Linked DNA regions of Homo sapiens: region 2 is linked to region 1. A link is an interaction called in ENCODE POLR2A ChIA-PET data of the cell type or tissue named here. Cell type or tissue: MCF 10A. All regions are shown on one strand. Region 1 overlaps VCL (vinculin). Region 2 overlaps VCL (vinculin).

Evidence for each region. Peaks named below come from ENCODE experiments on the same cell type or tissue, not always from the same donor. Only the 100,000 strongest peaks of a DNase experiment are listed, where the experiment ranks them.
Region 2: POLR2A ChIA-PET joins it to region 1 with 6 read pairs; 4 of 35 experiments call an interaction of 5 or more read pairs at or near these places.

Annotation. Positions count from the first base shown.
Region 1 is chr10:74,046,762-74,049,261 of GRCh38, forward strand. The region is part of intron 2 of VCL (vinculin); the gene reads left to right. Among named protein-coding and RNA genes, the nearest start is that of VCL, 50 kb to the left of the region's middle. In MCF 10A, no CTCF peak of the experiment used is centred here; a DNase peak (open chromatin) is centred at 1,270.
Region 2 is chr10:74,117,934-74,120,433 of GRCh38, forward strand. It overlaps VCL (vinculin), which reads left to right. Exons shown (of 22, transcript NM_014000.3): 22 at 90-2,236. The coding sequence ends at 236. It overlaps AP3M1 (adaptor related protein complex 3 subunit mu 1), which reads right to left. Exons shown (of 9, transcript NM_012095.6): 9 at 2,322-2,500. Among named protein-coding and RNA genes, the nearest start is that of AP3M1, 32 kb to the right of the region's middle. In MCF 10A, no CTCF peak of the experiment used is centred here; a DNase peak (open chromatin) is centred at 1,068.

The sequences.
Region 1 (2,500 bases):
ATTCTAGTCTATGAATATGATTTGATTGGTAAGTGGATTTTGTCAGGAAACTTATTTTTGCTTATCCCCAGAGACATATTCTGAAATATGCTATGTGCTTTCACAGACTTCTTTGGGGACTTAGAAAAATTAAAAATGAGCACACCCTAGTTGTGATAAAAATTTCAAAAAATTTGGTCACTTTAAAACAAAATAAAACTTTACTGATCACCCTGTGTGGTAACTAGGGCATCAACCCCTTACTCTAATAATTGGTAATTTAAAGGAAATTAAGCATTTATCTTGCCTTTCCTGTACAAAATTTTTAGAGTAGCCCAATAGCCCTAGTTGTAAGGTGAATTCTAACCAATAAATGTGGAAGACATGACAGAATTAAAAAATCATTGATCGCTGGGCATGGTGGCTCACGCCTGTAATCCCAGCACTTTGGGAGGCCGAGGTGGGAGGATTGCTTAAGCCCAGGAGGTCGAGGCTGCAGTGAGCTGTCATTATGCCACTGCACTCCAGCCTGGGTGACAGAGTGAGACCCTGTGTAAAACAAAACAAAATAAAACAAACCGTGATGGATTTTTATGTTTGCTTTTCTTGTTTTTCTATAGAATGCAAAATGAAGCAGAAAATAGTAGATGCCTTGACTTGGAAAAGACAGGGACAGAGAAGGGGGAAACAGATGGAAGCAATTAATGACATCCTTGGAACTATTGAGTAGGACATTCTTTTGAGCTGCTTGGTTGATGTTTAGAAATTTCTAGGGCATGACCGACTGAAACTTCCTCTGTAGTCTACTTTTGCAAGGACTTCTCAAGTGACTGCTTAAGCAACACTAAAGGCTAAAATATTTAAACATTTATTGTTAGATCAGTCTGTACTCCTAGAATGTTAAGATGTCAAGGCTAGAGAAAACAGAAGATACTTGGCCTGTAGATAGATTTATACCTAAGCTATCTGATATATATTTAAAGATTTTTCAGGGAAAGATATGATACTTTTAGGATTTGGGGATCTCAAGATCCTATCATAGGCTATTTGTGTGATTGGCAATTAGGGCATATGGAAAAATGGGTTTAATACATTTAAAATGATACAATTGTCGATGAGGAACTTCCAGTGCTCAGGCAATTCCTTACTGTAAAAGTGAGAGCCATTTTAATATAGAACAAGATTTGCATGGTCACAGCCTTTCTCTTGGGTGGAGCTAAAGTTATTTGATCCCTGGCTGCACTGGCAGATAGAGCTCACAATTTACTAATTTTACCCAAGACTGCAATAATAGCCACAGTGTTGCATAAGAGGTGTAGGGTTGCATGGTGATTGCCATCGAAACTGCCCAGATTGTCATAAACTTCAGGAGTGCAGCAGCTATGCTGTATTGTTAAAATGTTGGTTAGACTAACCTTATAACCCTATAAGAAATCATTTGTTCCTGGCTGGGTGCGCTAGCTCACGCCTATAATCCCAGCACTTTGGGAGGCTGAGGCAGGTGGATCACTTGAGGTCAAGAGTTCAAAACCAGCCTGGCCAACATGGTGAAACCCCATCTCTACTAAAAATTCAAAACTAGCCGGGCGTGGTGGCACATACCTGTAATCCCAGCTACTTGGGAGGCTGAGGTAGGAGAATCACTTGAACCCAGGTGGTGGAGGTTGCAGTGAGCCGAGATCATGCCATGCATTCCAGCCTGGGCAAGAGCGAAACTCTGTCTCAAAAAAAAAAAAAAAAGAAAAGAAATCATTTGTTCCTTTTGAGACTGTCAGCAGGGGAGTCAGCTACTGTACTCCATGTTTACATTTTGTATCACTGTCAGTTGTCATTTTCTTCTTCGTCATCATCATCATCAGACTGCTGTGGCAGTAATGTTTTATATATAATTGATTAATGGGCTAGACATGCTCCTTGGTTAATTATTTACTGATTGCCTTCTATGTGCCTAGCATGCTGAGTGCTGTTTATAGAATAGTAGTTCCTACCAGTGTGTAATGAATAGTCACTTGTGAGATATATTGCAAATAATATATTAACAGTAATAAAGTGCCAGAGGATACTAATGCTTTGCTTTAAAAGAAAAAATTAATTGAGAGGTCAGGCGTGGTGGCTCATGCCTGTAATCCCAGCACTTTGGGAGGCCGAGGCGGGGGGATTGTGAGGTCAGGAGATCGAGACCACGGTGAAACCCCGTCTCTACTAAAAATACAAAAAATTAGCCGGACGTGGTGGCAGGCACCAGTAGTCCCAGCTACTCAGGAGGCTGAGGCAGGAGAATGCGTGAACCCAGGAGGCGGAGTTTGCAGTGAGCTGAGATTGCGCCACTGCACTCCAGCCTGGGCGACAGAGCGAGACTCCATCTCAAAAAAACAAACAAACAAACAAACAAACAAAAACTTAATTGAGCATATTTAAGTTCACGTGTATAATAATATCCCTCTCATTCCTTCTCATTATGTTTTTTTTTAAACTTTCATTGAAGTATAATATGCTTGTTATTATGTTTTCTTTAATGGGA
Region 2 (2,500 bases), 71 kb after region 1:
AGCTGCATCCCACTCCTGGCTGAAACCTATTTTAGAGACAGGCCTGCATCAGGGACCCTGGGTAACGGAAAGTACCTTTTTCCTTGCAGGCCACAGAGATGCTGGTTCACAATGCCCAGAACCTCATGCAGTCTGTGAAGGAGACTGTGCGGGAAGCTGAAGCTGCTTCAATCAAAATTCGAACAGATGCTGGATTTACACTGCGCTGGGTTAGAAAGACTCCCTGGTACCAGTAGGCACCTGGCTGAGCCTGGCTGGCACAGAAACCTCTACTAAAAAGAAGGAAAATGATCTGAGTCCCAGGAGCTGCCCAGAGTTGCTGGGAGCTGAAAAATCACATCCTGGCCTGGCACATCAGAAAGGAATGGGGGCCTCTTCAAATTAGAAGACATTTATACTCTTTTTTCATGGACACTTTGAAATGTGTTTCTGTATAAAGCCTGTATTCTCAAACACAGTTACACTTGTGCACCCTCTATCCCAATAGGCAGACTGGGTTTCTAGCCCATGGACTTCACATAAGCTCAGAATCCAAGTGAACACTAGCCAGACACTCTGCTCTGCCCTTGTTCCCTAGGGGACACTTCCCTCTGTTTCTCTTTCCTTGGCTCCCATTCACTCTTCCAGAATCCCAAGACCCAGGGCCCAGGCAAATCAGTTACTAAGAAGAAAATTGCTGTGCCTCCCAAAATTGTTTTGAGCTTTCCATGTTGCTGCCAACCATACCTTCCTTCCCTGGGCTGTGCTACCTGGGTCCTTTTCAGAAGTGAGCTTTGCTGCTACAGGGGAAGGTGGCCTCTGTGGAGCCCCAGCATATGGGGGCCTGGATTCATTTCCTGCCCTTCCTCAGTTTAATCCTTCTAGTTTCCCACAATATAAAACTGTACTTCACTGTCAGGAAGAAATCACAGAATCATATGATTCTGCTTTTACCATGCCCCTGAGCAATGTCTGTGCTAGGGAAACTTCCCGTCCCATATCCTGCCTCAGCCCGCCAAGGTAGCCATCCCATGAACACACTGTGTCCTGGTGCTCTCTGCCACTGGAAGGGCAGAGTAGCCAGGGTGTGGCCCTGCCATCTTCCCAGCAGGGCCACTCCCGGCACTCCATGCTTAGTCACTGCCTGCAGAGGTCTGTGCTGAGGCCTTATCATTCATTCTTAGCTCTTAATTGTTCATTTTGAGCTGAAATGCTGCATTTTAATTTTAACCAAAACATGTCTCCTATCCTGGTTTTTGTAGCCTTCCTCCACATCCTTTCTAAACAAGATTTTAAAGACATGTAGGTGTTTGTTCATCTGTAACTCTAAAAGATCCTTTTTAAATTCAGTCCTAAGAAAGAGGAGTGCTTGTCCCCTAAGAGTGTTTAATGGCAAGGCAGCCCTGTCTGAAGGACACTTCCTGCCTAAGGGAGAGTGGTATTTGCAGACTAGAATTCTAGTGCTGCTGAAGATGAATCAATGGGAAATACTACTCCTGTAATTCCTACCTCCCTGCAACCAACTACAACCAAGCTCTCTGCATCTACTCCCAAGTATGGGGTTCAAGAGAGTAATGGGTTTCATATTTCTTATCACCACAGTAAGTTCCTACTAGGCAAAATGAGAGGGCAGTGTTTCCTTTTTGGTACTTATTACTGCTAAGTATTTCCCAGCACATGAAACCTTATTTTTTCCCAAAGCCAGAACCAGATGAGTAAAGGAGTAAGAACCTTGCCTGAACATCCTTCCTTCCCACCCATCGCTGTGTGTTAGTTCCCAACATCGAATGTGTACAACTTAAGTTGGTCCTTTACACTCAGGCTTTCACTATTTCCTTTATAATGAGGATGATTATTTTCAAGGCCCTCAGCATATTTGTATAGTTGCTTGCCTGATATAAATGCAATATTAATGCCTTTAAAGTATGAATCTATGCCAAAGATCACTTGTTGTTTTACTAAAGAAAGATTACTTAGAGGAAATAAGAAAAATCATGTTTGCTCTCCCGGTTCTTCCAGTGGTTTGAGACACTGGTTTACACTTTATGCCGGATGTGCTTTTCTCCAATATCAGTGCTCGAGACACAGTGAAGCAAATTAAAAAAAAAAAAAAAAAAAATCCCTGAATGATGATTAGAGACATCACCGCTAAAAAACTACATTTATAAGCTAGGATTTGTTATATGCAAATATTTTCTGCCTCTTCTTTTGTTCTGTTTAAAACAATAAAATGCATTTGTATAAAAAATGCTTTAAATGATGGATATGTTACTTTAGCAAGAACTTTTAGGTCAGGTTTCTCCTTTGTTTTGATGAATAGTCAATGAAACTAATCCTCAAGATCTGGAAACTAAAGATTTTTATTTAATCCAAATGTTGCACTGGAAGAAGAAATCAACAGTGGTATATTTACTTAACAAGGATGTGTGTAATACAAGACAACCCTGGGGATTACACACTTGAAGGAATGGAAGTGGCAAAGGTTAACAGGCAGAAAGCAGCTGGATGAAACAGTTTATTT